Regions from separate parts of the Homo sapiens genome. Here region 1 is linked to region 2. Evidence: chromatin loops called from intact Hi-C (ENCODE). Cell type or tissue: tibial artery. All regions are shown on one strand.

Evidence for each region. A loop is a pair of places that touch in the nucleus more often than their neighbours do. Peaks named below come from ENCODE experiments on the same cell type or tissue, not always from the same donor. Only the 100,000 strongest peaks of a DNase experiment are listed, where the experiment ranks them.
Region 1: a loop joins it to region 2, with 2.6 times the contacts of the local background. A loop is called at or near these places in 68 of 110 quality-filtered maps.

Annotation. Positions count from the first base shown.
Region 1 is chr4:72,465,011-72,473,010 of GRCh38, forward strand. The region is part of intron 3 of ADAMTS3 (ADAM metallopeptidase with thrombospondin type 1 motif 3); the gene reads right to left. Among named protein-coding and RNA genes, the nearest start is that of ADAMTS3, 100 kb to the right of the region's middle. In tibial artery, a CTCF peak has its summit at 4,090 (motif pointing left); no DNase peak of the experiment used is centred here.
Region 2 is chr4:72,330,371-72,338,370 of GRCh38, forward strand. All of the region lies in intron 5 of ADAMTS3 (ADAM metallopeptidase with thrombospondin type 1 motif 3), which reads right to left. Among named protein-coding and RNA genes, the nearest start is that of ADAMTS3, 230 kb to the right of the region's middle. In tibial artery, no CTCF peak of the experiment used is centred here; no DNase peak of the experiment used is centred here.

The DNA.
Region 1 (8,000 bases), 130 kb after region 2:
AGAAATCTAAGCCCTTGCCCTCATGAAGTTGATAATCCAGTTCAGGAGAGAGAATATTAATAAGTAAATAAATAAACACCATTGCTTAGTTAGTGACAACTATGATGCTAAAAATTAGCCTGGGTCCTGGGAAGATCTGAGATGGAGGGGCAGGTATCAGAGGAACCATTTTAAGAAAGGGTAGTCCAGATTGGCTCAAGAAGGAATACTTGAGCAAAAATCTGAAGGATCAAAAGGAGCCAACTATGTAGGAGGAGTGACTGGCAAAGGAAGTAGCAAGAGGAAGAAATGAGCTTAGCAAGTTCCAAGAACAAAAACGCCAATGTGGCTTGAACATAGTCAACCAGGGTGGAATAGTAAGGCTAGAGGCCAGTCTTTACCAAGGCTTGGATCATGTAAGGCCTTGCAGATGATGGTACAAAGTTTGGCTTTTATTCTGACAGTGATAGGAGGCAGCTAGGGTGGGAGGGTTAAAAGTGGGGGCGATATGATCTGATTTACTTGTTTTAATGTCCACTCTGACTGTACTCATTCATTCAAACATTTGTTCAGCATTAACTATGTCCTACACACTGGGGATCCAGGATTGAACTAAAAAGGGCAAAATCTCTACCTTCATGAAGTTTGGGTGCAGGACAGGGGTTTTAGGGGCAATAAATACAAAGCACACACTTAAGCTTAATGTTTCAAGTTGATATGGTTTCCCTGTGTCCCCACCCAAATCTCACCTTGAATTGCAATAATCCCCATGTGTCAAGGGTGGGGCCATGTGGAGATAACTGAATTATGGGGGCAGGTTTCCCCCATACTGTTCTCATGGTAGTGAATAAGTCTCATGAGATCTAATGGTTTTATAAATGGGAGTTTTTCTGCACAAGTTCTCTTGTCTGCCACCATGTAAGATGTGACTTTGCTCCTCATTCAGCTTCTGCCATGATTGTAAGGCCTGCCCAGACATGTGAAACTGTGAGTCAATTAAACTTCTTTCCTTTATAAATTACCCAGTCTTGGGCATATCTTTATTAGCAGCATGAGAACTGACTAATACACAAGTGATAATGTCCTATCAATAAAAAGAGAATAAAAAGGTAGAATGTGATAATGCAAGATGCCATTTCAGAAAGGTTGGTTGGGTCCTTCTGACACTGTGATGAACATCTGGGGAGAAAGCATCTCAGGAAGGTGAGCAGTCAGTGCAAATTCCATAGAGAAAGCACTGTTCAGCTCGTGGCTGGCACTATGGTTCACAGGAGGATGTAGAAGAAGAGGCTAGAGGGATAGCCTGTGTGAGAGCCATGTGCATCCTTGTAGTCCATGGTAATGAGTTTGGATTGTATTCTTGAATGGCAAGAAAGACCACTGGATAGTTCTGAGCAGAAAATGACAATCTAACTGCTGTTTGGAGAAAAGACACTACGGCAACAAGACTAGATGTGAAAAACACCGTTACAGCACAAGAGATGTGAGTAGCTTGGACCAGAGTGAATGGTCAGAATCTATACATATTCTGAAGGCGGAGCAAACAGAATTTGCTAATCGACAGAATGTGGGGGTGGGAAAGAATGAGAGCCTTCAAGCTTGATTCTAATGGTTTTGTCTTGGATGTAATGCTATTTCTAATTTCCCTGCCTCCCTGTGGCTGCATCTTCTCTATATCCCTGGTAGGCTCCATGTAATCTAATGTTATTTGCCCAAGTTCTACCCTTGACCATCTTCTCTTCTCTTGTTCTCTTCTCTTTTTATCATTTCCATTTATACTCATCGCTTCAACTGTACTATATATGAGATGATACCCAGAGTAATAGAATGGAAAAGGCTGTAATTTAGGGTCAGATAGAATTAAGCTCAATTCCAAGTTCTATCAGTTCCAGCTATGCGGTCTTAGTTAAGATAATGACCTCTCTAAATCTGCCTCCTCAATGGTCCATTAGAGATGATAATACCTCAAGGGGATACTGAGATAATTAAATATGTCACATTTAAAACCTCACTATATCTCTGGCACATTGGAAGTAATCAAACATTATTTCAAAGTTGTATTTTATTTTGTTTTAATCTCCATCTCTAGCTAAAAATCACTGCAAAAAAGCTTTCCCCTCTCCTCCATTTTCCATAGTCAGCCAAACCTGAAGCCCAAAAGTCACCTTTGAGTCACCTTTGTCTCCTCTAGCTTTTTCTGGCTTTATTTCTAACTGCCAAGTCTGCAGATTCAAAATTATACCTATTGATTTCATTCCTTCTGTTAATCCTATACTTAGGTAGCCCCAAAATCTGCTGATCACTGTCTCGAGGCTTACTCTACAGCCTTGTCTCAGCTACACCTCTTCCCACAGTATCTATTGCAGTATCTTCCAACTTCTCTAAGTCTTATTTCAGTGATCCTCCTAAAATGCAAGAGCACTCCTAAGTGAAAACCTGCAAATGGCTCCTTATAATCTAAATAAGATTCCAGCTTGTTAATATACATTCAAGAGACATGATTTTGATCCCATCTTGTATCTCCAACTTCTCCTACATTATTTCGTCTTTATTCCATACTCTTACAATTTAAAAGTCTACTGTCCTATTCCACCCTGATTTGTCCCATGTTATTTCTTCTGCCTAAAATATGCTCCTTCCTCCCAGCACCCCAAACTCTCTACTGTTTATTCTTTAAGTCCAAGTCTTACCTCCTCTGAAGGATCTTCCCTGAATACATCACAGACTAAGTTACCACCCTTTTAAGTGAGGACAGAGTAGCAAGTTTGCATCACTTTACTAGGCCCTCATCATACCACACTGTAATCTTTTGCTAACTTGTATAGCACTCCCCATAGATGGCCATCCTTGAAGACAGAACTACTCATGACTCATCTTTGTATCCTTAGTGCCTACCATCCTACAGCAATGCTGTAATCCAATTATATAGAGCAGTCAACTAATGTTCAAAGAGGTTAAGCTATATTATATCATATATGCCTGTATGTATCAGAGCAAAGAAGGTTATAAACTCTGGACCATTTTGTTCCAGCAGCCACACTTTCTCAAAATTAGAATCATATAAAAATGTATTATTTCACTAATCCTTCAGAGGTTTTCAGTCTGAAAAAAAAATTTCTTTAAGTAGAGCTCAAGAACATTCTTCATTGTATATCTAAAAATAGTGAAATGAAAAACTATTTTAGATTCCTTCATTTACAAACTCTAACTTAACAAAAACAAAAAGCATTACATGTAATATATAGTGTAAGAATCTAATTGGCAAAACTTCACAATTGCCATGGATATGATGCCAATGGAATTTCAAACTTCTTCACAGTCATCATGATCCAAAGTTTACAGGAGTCTTAAGAAAAATAAATCAGGACAATATCCCAAATTTCTTTTCAAATACAAATACTCTAATGGCAAATATCATGCAAACATTATGCAATTATTTCACAGTTCACAGTTTTGTTCTTCTTAAAAAATGTATTTCACAATTTTACTAAAAATTACCCACATGGTAATTACATAAATAAGGAACTTGATGTATCAGTTATATTAAAAGACTCCCCATACCTAGTCATATTTAAATGACAAGTCTGGAATAATAAATAATGATTAACACAAGCATTAACCAAATACAAAAAGCTATCTTAACATTTTCCTTTAAAACTTAAGTAATGTCTTAGGTAAATCCATCCGTTATTTCGAACAACATTGCATCAAACACATCACAACAAAGTTAAATTAATAATGTCAAAACTGGCATGTATTATGAAAAAAAAAACGAGAAGAAAACTTAGAATAGAATGTAAGTTTTGACTTGGTTCACAGCTTATCTTGCCAGTGCATATCACATGGTCCCTCTCTTCAACCACCAGTCACACATCTAAGTTTAACTAAATGTTATTTATTTTTCATATTTTGTGGAAAAAGCAGTCTCTGGTTTCCAATAAAAAGATGGCACAGCATCTTTCTTACCAAGAATAATTACTAGATGGTTGTTCATAACTTTTCATATGCAAGTTCCTATAGTACATACATATGATTATAAATCATACTACAATCATATTAATTTAAACTCTACTCATCAATCATTATCAACTTAACAAATTAGCACTCTTGTGCCCTCTAGTGGATGAATGAATACAAAATTCTGTTTATTTTCCTCAGAAAGGTAAAAACTGAACCTGACTATACACGTGTATATTCAGAAATATGTTTAGAAGACAGATATAGTAACAGTTAACCAGTTAACAATGTAGCCCAAGAGGCTGGTGAATACAGATATGAAGACACTATATTACAATAAAATGGTAGTATTCCATGGGTTGGAGTTCTACCTATAGAATTCAAATGGTTTGAATTCATACTCCAACCCATAGAAGTGATGTTGTTTCAGGCTCATTGTTTAATATCAGAGGCTCCATTTCTTCCTCTCTAAAATGAGGTGGATAATAGTGACTTCATAAGTTGTTGTGAGAATTAAAGGGGTTAACATGTGAGTACAATGAACAGTACCTGGCATTCATTAGACGACTAATAAAATCAGTGTCCTTTCCCCTTATTGCTATCTAATCCCTCACCTCTCCGTGATCAGCATGCACAGGTCTTTCAGGCCTGCTCCTTCCAAGCACAGGTGACTCTTGAACAACACAGATGTGAACTGTGTGCATCCATTTATACATGGATCTTCTGCCTTTGCCAACCCTGTGACAGCAAGACCAACCCCTCCTCCTCCGCCTCCTCTCCCTTAGCCTATTCACTGTGAGGACAACAGGGAATGAAAAGCTTGATGATGATCCACTCCCACTTAATGAATAATAAATACATTTTCCCTTCCTTATGACTTTCTTAATAACACTTTTTTTCTCTGGCTTACGTTATTGTAAGAATACAGTATATAATATATACAACATACGAAATAAGTGTTAATTGACTGTTTATGTTATCAGTGAGGCTTCCAGGCAACAGTAAGCTATTAGTGGTTAAGCTTTAAGGGAGTCAAAAGTTACATACAGACATTTCACTGCATGGGGGTTGGTTGCCCAACCTCCGCATTGATCAAGGATCAATTGTATTGTCCCAGTGTGCCATATTTTTTTAAATACAAGACTTCAGAGAAGACTTCAAGTTTGTATACAAGATGAGAAAAACTAGAATGCTCAATACTGTTTTAGTCTAGGTTGATACTGGCTGTCCTGTGGGTTTCATTCTGAATCGGGATTCTAGCCCTTTCAGCAACTCCTCTTACTTGGTCATGGGCAAAATGGCATAGCTACACTGACATGATTCCTCTATATCTCAGGCAGATATTCTAATCACCACCTACCTCTCTGGAATACCATGAGGATTACTCAAGTCATTTTCTGAAATTATTTTAAGTTTATATATATATATATACACACACACACACACACACACACACACACATTTCATATACATAATATATACATCTCATGTATAATATATATACACTCATAATATATACATATTATGAGTATGTATATACACACATATAATACACACACATTCTTAAAATTATATCCATCTTCCTGTATATGCATGACTTATAGTAATAGTTCTCGAAATTTAACCTGTGAATCCCTGAAGACACCTAAGACCCATTCTCTTAAAGGGGCTCTGCAAGGTCAAAACTATTCTCACCCTAATATGAAGATGTTTTCACCTTTTTCACTGTGTTGATATTCGCACTGGTGGCAAAAAGGCAATGGTGAGTTAAACTGCTGGGCTTCCACATGAATCAAGGCAGTGGCACTCAACTGTACTAGGAGTCATCATATTCTTCACTGTCCTACACACTTATGGTAATGACAATAATTTTTAAAAGCCAGTTGCAATAAAAAAGTCCTGTTAAAGCGTAACAATTATTAATTTTATTAAGTCTTAAGGCTTAAGTACAAAATTTTTAATATCCTATGTGATATAAATAGGAAGTGCACAACCATATACCACTTCTATCGCATACCAAACTACAAAGGATATCTCAAGAAAGATCACTTGCACAAATGTTTGAGGTGTGAGTCGAATGAGCCGTTTTTTCATGGAACACCATTTTTACTTAAAATAATGACTAAGAGATAAAGCACAGTTATTCAAACTTGGATATTTGGCAAACATCTTCTTGAAAAATAACGTGAGCCTGCCTTTTCAAGGAAAACAACTAACAGGATATGTTGCTAATGATAAAATTCAAGATTTCAAGCAAAAATTAGAAACTTGGAGTACTTGTTATCTGCCACTGTTAGCTTAACAGACTCTCAACATTTAAAGACTTTTTCTGATTTAATCTGTAGTTATAGTAACAAATGTCAATAATGCAATAACTTCTAACTCCATGACACAATATTTTCCAAATGACCAATGCATAAAATTACAAAAAGTGCAACATAGATTTTAATATAACAGAGTACAAAAATACTTGATATGCTTTTGGATTCCACATTGCATCTAGTATTTAGAGTGCTAGTATTTGTTGAGTTCTAGTATAGAATCAAAGAATGTTCTCATTATATAAAAAGCATTTTAAAATATTTGTTTCATTTCCAACTGCATATGTTTATAAGACCAGATTTTCTTCATATACTTCAACCAAAACAACATTAAAAATGCAAAAGCAGATATGAAAACGTAACCATCTTCTATCAAGCCAGGCAAGAAAAAGGTTGGTGAAAATTAAAAACAATGCCATCTTCCTCTTGAATTTTTTTGTTTTTGAAAATATAGCTACTTTTAGACAAACTTGTTTATGTTAATATATGCCAAGTTTATTATAACTACTGTAAAAATTAATAAATCAATATTTAATTTTGTTCATCTCTGATTTTCATTATGGTAAATGTAGATAGATATAATCTATATAAACAAAATCTCTTTGAGGTCTTAAATAATTTTTAAGACTATAAGGGCCCTAAAGTCAAAAATTGTCAGAACTACTACCTGAAAGAAACCAAGATCCTCCACTGAAGAAAGCTATCAGTAGAGATCACTTCTCCCTCAGTTGGAAGCAGGAATGTCAGGAACTATGGGACATAAAGCAGATACTTAGAATTCCTGAGATAAATACAAGGAAGATCTAGAAATAAGAACTGAGTTTAACATCTGGAAATCCTGGTCCAGGAAAAATGAGACAGGGCTTGACAATATAAATGACAAATAGGAGAAATAACGTTTTTATAAATATTCTGAAATTCATACATTCTCAATTCCACTACATCGCTTATATTTGCTAAGGCCAAAATTCCATGCCCCTTAGAAGAAAAGAAACTTATAAAAACCAAACTACATACTGATCATTTTTCTTCTGAAAATAAGATATTAACCTCTGTTACTACAGAGTATACGCCAAATACAGAAATATCCCTGGTAAAATATCTTTTAACAACATGCAAAGCAATTCACTGTAGGTTTATACAGTATATTAAAGACACATAAACAGTGCTTCTGAACATAAAAATAACTCAACATTCTCAAGCTTCCATGAAAATCAGTTTGTTTTCTTACTTTTTTTTAGCAAAATGGGCTAATTAACCTACTAGTCCATGTTATGAATTGCTTTTAAGAACCTGACAATGTCATCTTGTCCGTTCCCCAATATATATTTAATAAGGAGACATTAAAATTAGATTCTGTTCAAGAGAAATATTCCTTCTTTCACCTTGCAGTTCTGAAGAACCCCCAATATATAACAGAAAAATCAGAGTTGTGCTAATAAGTACTCTTAGGGGAATAATTACTGAAAATGCCACATATAAGATAGTCAAAATGAAGGGTAAAATAAATTCTTTATTCATGGATAGCTTATGTTGACAATTGTAGAATGGCTTAAGCACTGCACGAACTTTGGCTAGCATTTGTTTCATGTTAAGACACAAGTCAATCTGAGGTGCCTCAAACGTAACTGTAATATTTGATGACCATGAGTATGAGTGAAAGAGAAATTCATCTAAAAGTTGGCATAAAATACAGCAAAACAAAATCTTTAGTTTTGCAACCAAAGTAACTTGGAACCCCAT
Region 2 (8,000 bases):
GCCATCTGTTCAACTCTACTAACAGGACTATCTATTTGGAAGTATACCTGGATACCTCACAGCACACCCATCTTCTCTCTAAAACCTGTTTTTCTTTTCTAAATATTTTATCCCAGTTACAGACTAAATCATCCTTGATTCCTTCTTCTTCAAGTATTAGAGTCATTCTACTACCAAGTACCGCAGACATCTGTCAAACCTGTCCACCTCCACACCAAGCAGCTTAGTAAACCAACCAGCTCATGCAGACTGTTGCAATAACTTGTGAAAACTTTTGCAAATATTTTGTATTTAGGTGATTTGGGCACATTTGAGTAGCTCTCCAGAAAGGAAGATTGTAAGGGTTGATGGTTGTTTTCAATAAACATGAGTCTTTCCTTTTATGTGAATTATGTCTTACTTCATTTAAGTATCAAAGGAGCTTTGGAAAGCCCAAGAATAGGCAGTCAGCTGTGAGGTCCTACAAACTCTTGTGTCCTTTGTAACAATGGACACATAGCAAAAGCCCAGGTAGAACTGTTTACCTTTCCTCAAGATTGAGAAAGATGGTTCGCACAGGAATCTATAAACTTTTTCTGTGTTTTACAACCTGGGAAAATACAAAGGTTGTAACAAAGTAAGGAAGGATAAGGTCAGTCTGATATCTGTAACTTAAGAAAGAAGAAAGTGTGAATTTCACGAAGGGAATTTGGGGCTGCAAAAGCAAAGGGGGAAAGGAAGAGGCAACTGAGACGCTTCAGTAAAAATCGAAGGGACCTCTTAGTCAGCAATACTGTGTGGATGTTGTGTTACGTTAAGGTAACATGTGATGTGGGGACTCGCTTCTAGAGTGATAGGTCAGGATATTCCTGGGAAGGTGAGTATGTTTTTATAAAAGGTGGCTGAATCGACTTGTGCTTGATGCAATCTGTCTCTGTGATCTGGTATGTTCAATCCACATTGGGGAAATTAAGATAGCTTGTTGAGGTAGGGAAGTATAGTGTACACAACAAGGAGTTTGGACCCAGACAGACACTATGAACTTAGAAACTATGTGTTCATGTTCATAGCATAGTGTGTAACAGAGTCTCTCTCCTCCAAATAATTCTAATAATGCATCTCTTTCTAAAACACGGACTGATCAAGTCACTAATCTTAAAAACCCTTTATGACTCTTGTTTGACAAGATGAAATTCAAACTACTTAGTATGGCACTTATTATTTTCTAAAGTTAGCCCCAGCTTCTCTTTCCAGTCTCCTCATCTGCCATCTCCCCTAAATACCTTTCAATTTTACCATGCAGACCAATCTAGAGTGTCTCCAAAGACTCCATAAATTAATACTTCTAGTATCTTGTTACAAGCTGTTCCCCATCTTCCAAGACCTATCTCCCCTTTTTCTAGCAGGAAAATGCCAGTTGAGTTGAAAAAGTCCAACTCAAATGACATGTCGTCTTAGGAAGATTTCACTGGCCACTGGCATTATTTGCCAAACCATATCCTCTCTTTTTCAATTCATGTTTACATAGTACTTTGCAACTGAATCCCTTGAAGATTAATATATTTTATAGATCTCTATCACATTTTATTATTATCATTTGTTGATTGGTTTATTTTACCTGCTACAATTAGCTCCTTGTAGAAAGGTGCTATGTTTTATTAATTTTTGTCTCCCAAGAATCTAACAGGACTTTGCCTATGGTAGGTTATGTATGCTAGGTGAATAAATGCCTAGAGGATTGATGTGAATTCAAATGTAAGAAACGGATTATAGATAATGACTCAAAACAGAAAACTGCTACATGATATGCTAAGGTTGCATGAATATGTATACTTTCCAGATAAATCTGCATTGCACTCACATTCAATGTTTTCAAAAAAGTTAAAAAATCAAAAGCAGTGTATTGATATAACCATCGTTAAGTAACCAGTAACCACATATATTTGCTGCTAACTCTTGAATAAGTCCATTAATACTTTTTAAGGACCAGGGTACGGCTGTGGAGTTTATATTTTCTTTACAAATATTGGTTAGGGAAGCCTGCCCTGTTCAGATAACACATTTATGCTCGTTCACTGTCCATCATAAGTAGCTAATTTCAATATACAAAGAAACTGATGAATTCACTCAATAATTTATAATTTCGTAGAAGTCCAAGACTGTTTCTTTGTACTGGGAGGCATTCTTTTAAATGAACTGCTTTCTTATCATTTAATAAATCCTGAGATTAAGGCATAAATTCTATTTACAGGGCCCTAAAAATGTTAAGGCACATTAGACCCAGAAGACCATTTCATAGATCTTAGCAAATAAAAAAAGATACCTTTGACCTGTCACAGACAGCAGAGTGTTGCTGATGGAAAATATTTGGTACATTGAACGAAAACAACCTACCATCTTAACCATAAAAATCTGCCTCATCAGCCTGTTAGAATCTTAAACTAGATTGCTAACTAGTTTGATTCAATCAGGTAACTAACTGAATTCTCATTTCAATGACTTGAATCGTACAAACAAGACACAGAAACAGATAAAGGAAAGACATCAGAGTTTTATCTAGCAAGAGATATATAAAATGCCTCAACTTTGTAATGAGAGGCAGTGAAGTTTGGGGAGGAAGAGCTTAAGGCTCAGAAGGCAGATATAGATCTGGGCTCAGGTCCTGACTCTGCCATACTAACTGTCTGACCCTGGGAACATCACCTAACTTCTTTCAGCTTCAATCTCTTCATTTGTAAACTGGGACTAAGGCTGAATGCATCTTAGAGTTGGAAAGTATTAAATAATGTACATAAAGTATTTATCAGAGATTCAGGCGCAAAGAGCTAAAATGTTAGTAGTGTAAGCCTTCACTATTAACATTAAATCTTCATTTTGAATCTAGACCCAAAACTAGATGATTTCAAATACCTTCAAAGATTTCATCAACAACCTTAATTCTCCATAATCTGTTTTTTTATTGACCAACTCATCTACATAAATGGTACCATTAACAAACAGAATGTTCAAGCTAAAAAAACGTATAAATTATGGTAGATTCATCTCTTTCCCTCAGCCCATGGATTCAATAGCAAATCCTACTGATTTTACCATAAACTATCTATTATTACTGCAATCCTCATTGTCTAATAAAGCATCCTCTCTTGCCTAGACATTTATACCCACTTTCCAGTAGGGTCTGTCTTCATTGTCCCTAGGCCTCTTCAATTTTTCTTTACAAGGCCGAGAGAAGCAGGAACCGACCCTCAGTGGCTTTTATTTTGTACTTAATACTGCATTTAAGCTCCTCCTATGACCTGAAAGATGCTTGCCTTCTTCTCCTAGCTCTGCCTGACTCCTTACACACTAAATTTGAGCCACAATGACCTTTTAGTTACTAAAACGCATGCCCTTATTAAATGGCTGGATCTTTTACTTTAAGTCTCAATTTAATAATCAATTCCTGAAAGAAGGTTTTCTTTTTTGTTGTTTTGTTGTTGTTGTTTGTTTGTTTGCTTGCTTTTTTTTTTTTTTTTTTTGAGACGGAGTCTTGCTCTGTTGCCTAGGCTGGAGTGCAGTGGCGCGATCTAGGCTCACTGCAAGCTCTGCCTCCAGGGTTTACTTACACCATTGTCCTGCCTCAGCCTCCTGAGTAGCTGGGACTACAGGCACCTGCCACCACGCCTGGCTAAATTTTTGTATTTTTAGTAGAGACGGGGTTTCACCGTGTTAGCCAGGATGGTCTCAATTTCATGACCTCGTGATCTGCCCGCCTAGGCCTCCCAAAGTGCTGGGATTACAGGAGAAAGAAGGTTTTCTTAATCATCATGTCTATGTATAACCTCTATCACCCATTTGCTCTGTTATTCTCTTTCCCAGAAAACTGTCAGTTCCTTGCATAGTTCTTATGTAACCTATGATGTAATTATTTGATTTCTCCACCAGTCTATAATCTCGCTGAGGTCAGGAAATAAGCTTATTTTATGTTAACCACCATATACCTGGCATATAGCATTAAAATACTTATTAAAAGACTGAATCGATCAAATTTTTATTGCATGTCTACCACACGGCAGACACTTTTGGATATAATTATGAGGCTTAATAATATACAGTAACTGCACTCAAGGAACAATCAACCTATTAGAGGACTGCTCCTGTTGAGGTTTGGGTTGATAATTATGGACCAGGTCAGGAAATTAAAAATTTTAAAACTCTACTCTCTTGAAGCTTGGTGGAGGATTCAGGCCAGCTCCAAGAGGGTCAACAATTTTTATCATGCTTATTGGAATATTGCCAATACCTAAAATAGGCCTTGCACATGGCAGACGATGGGTCAGTATTTATAGTATGAGACATGCCCCAGAGCTGAGAACCACTTTCCCAGTAAATCAACCATGTTACAAGTTAGTAAAACTATAAACATTTCTTGATATAACAAGATATGATATGGAATCCTAAGAAAGGCTTAACATATATGACAAATCTCTTATTTGAAACATTAAAACCTTGGATATGTTCATATCCATGTGTTTCTTCTTCATATAGGAAGCTTGGTGAAATGTCAAGATCTACAAAATAGAAAGAGGTTAAAAAAAGCAGATGAAAGACATCTGATTATTCTCCCCATTGCTTCACAAAGGAGTGGGGATGAGTAGAGGGTATCCTTCCTTTCTTAGGAAGTTATATCGAAATCATCTAGGGTCTGCTCAAACTTGTTCACTTGACCCTTAAGCCCCAGAGAAAAGTGTTAACTTAGTTAACCAAAAATAGATTATGGAGAATTAAGGTTAGTGATGAAATCTTTGAAGGTATTTGAAATCATCTGGTTTTGAGTCTAGATTCAAAATAAAGACTTAATGTTAACAGTGAAGGCTTATACTACTAATATTTTAGCTCTTTGTGCCTGAATCTCTGATAAGTACTTTACATAAATTATTTAATTTATGCATCCAAACACCCAGATTTGCATGGCAACACCTACAGAATTTTACCGCATTCATACGCACAGTCATTACTATCGTTAGGAAATACGGCCCTGAAATAGATTAAATATATTTGTATCCAAAAGGTGGACAACTTGCATGGCTAATTTAAAACAACAGATAAACCAAAGGGATTTAATATTACTAGTGACATATAACAGTAAATACTGTGTGTTAAGTGTTCTCATTACACTTAAATTATGATTGAGTTAAAATTAAAAACAACTTAAACGTTCTAAGCCAGTTTCTCCTCCCAGTAACACTGTCTTTTTTTAATGATTAGCTTTACCACCTTATCATTACTTGAGACTGTTTTATGAACTGTAAATAATTTTTTAAAATTTACCTAAATTTCATTAACATTTTCAAAGTCTCTGTTTCCTTTGGAAAAATTGTAATAATTTCCATCTTGCAATATAGTTGGAAAGAATATATGATACCCAATAATAATTGTTAATTTATTTCTTAAACACTGCTCCCATTATATCATTGCATTTGGCATCTATTTCCTCTTGTTTTGAGTCCAAAATTTCTGACTTCCTCCCAAGATTGTTCGTGATCTACCTCTACATTATTTATATTCATTTGTTCTTCTTTCATTAAATATACATTTAACACTTAATATACGAGCTCTTTTCAATAAAGGAAAGCATGACATAAGAAATATAAGCTTCTCTTTAAAAGGGAATCCCATTTAAATTAAGGCGATACTCTGAAGCAAATTACTTGGACCTAAAGGTATTCCCTTAATTCAGAAACTATCATCTCAGTTCTGATATGGAAATGAAATTGACAACCAGGTAAATGGAAGAGCACATCTGCTGAGCAGTCAACCAAGGCAAAGTTGACCAACAATTTTAAAGGACAGCATGATCTTCTCTCTACCATAGGGACACCTTTCACACTAATCAATGCAAAAAGATAGAATTTTTTGCTGTTAGCTTTCTTCTACAGTTTCTCTCCAGGACCCTATCTGACATTTCATCTAAGTCTCTGTGTCTATGTAGGCCTCAAGCCTGGTGAGCCATAATTTTAGATGACCATGAGAAATCATAAAGCATGGCCAGCAAAGGAGATAGTTATTTGAACATCGTTAGAGAAAAACTGAATGTTCCTGGTCTTGAATTTCCATGAGGTAGCTTCATTACAGTATCGTTGGTTTCTCTTTCTGCTTCTCATTCTCATTTGATGATGAATTGGAGGAAAAGGAAAGAGCCTGCTCAGGTCAGTATTTTGGGTCTAACAGGCTACAACAGGGCAGAGGGTATGGAGGAGAAGGAAGACTTAAGTCTTCTGTCTGTCTTGCCTAAAGTTGTCTGCCTGACTCCAGGGGGAAAACCTGAAATTATCCAGTTGGAGAGTGATGAGGGTTGGGAATAAGACTAATTTAGAACAAGGTTTCTAAATCTCAGCATCGTTGACATTTTGGGCCAGATAATTAAAAATTCTATGCTGTGTAGGGCTGTCTGTTGCGCTGTAGGATGCTGAGCAGCATCCCAGGCCTCTGTCGCTATTAGCAGTAGCATCCCCCTCCACCCCCGCCCCACCCACCAGTGTTAACAATAAAAAAAGTCTACAGACATTGCCATATGTCCCTGGGAACTGACGTGGACACAAATTATCCTCAGTTGAGAACCACTGATTTAGAATAATGAAAACCTTGTGACTATACACTTAAGTATATGCAATTGTATGTGCAATTCAGGTCTCATCAATAATAAAACTATTTCATTCTTCATCTGTGTGATTTCCATGTCTATCTTTCAGTTGGTCATGAAGTTGGGGAGGGAAGGGGAGGAGTGTTATTCTTACCTCTCCAAATCTCTTACCTGTATTAATTACTTAAAATGCAACTAATATATTAAGTATTAAAAAATTATTTTCTCTCCCATAGCTCCATTCTCTGATACTCTATTTACTTTAGAATAATTTGTATTTGAGACAGAGTCATAGTCTATTATCTAATTTTTTTAATGGACTTAAGAACAAAAGTCCTCTTGACTGTTTTTAAAACATAAAATGCATCACTTTGTTATTCCTTTGACACTCTCAAAATCATACTTACTACTTACTGTCTGGTGAATATACTGTATCCATTCCTACATAGAAGTCCTTTACATTTTCACATGTCCTTCAAAAAACACAAACAAGGCAAACAAAAAAACAACAGGAAATCTCTAAAAGCAGTTTAACTCCTAACTTCTTGATGAATTACATAACTAATAAACTTGTTGAATCTTTCAATTTTGTAATGATGAAAACTAAGTCCTAGAAAGGGACATGATTTGTCTAAGGTCACAAAGCCAACTAGTAGTATGACTAAAACTAAAGCCTTACCCTCCTAAGTCCCAATTTAATACTTTTATCACTTCATGATTGGATAACTATGGTCACATCTCCATTTTCTAAAGTGTTATAGCATTTATGATATACTGCCTATAATATGGCTTAATAATAGCATGACTTTTATTGTTTACGTTTTTTCCTTCTAATTTTCCCATGTATTTATTTTTTCTCCTCTAATAGTTATAAGTTCTACGAGGACAAGACCATATCAAAATCTCTATTGCATTACTCCAAAAGCCTTCTTATTAGGCACATTTGCAAGCCAAATAAGTCTGTACTGATTGTCTTCCAGATAGTAGAAAAAAAGTAGCCCAGGGACATAATGAATGACGTAAGAATAACATCTCCATAGGAAGTTTGAAATTTTAGATAACTTATGAAGTAAAATTTGGCATAGAGAAACTAAAATATGATTGTCTATTTGTGCATCTGTATATGGCACTGTAAATAATGGATGACTTGTATTTACACACTTCATCCTCTCAACATCCCTATTATTTTTCTCAATATGCCGATAAAGAGACAGAAGCAGGACAGAGAGTCCAAGAAGCATGCCAAAGTTACATAACTAGCAAAAAGTTAATAGTCAAAAGGTTAATATGAAAAGTTCATAGTCAAGAGTTGAAAACATTCATATGATTCACAAATGATGATCCTCTGAACACATCTATTGCCAAGGCTAGTAATTTGTTTTCTGTGTGTTGTTTGGTC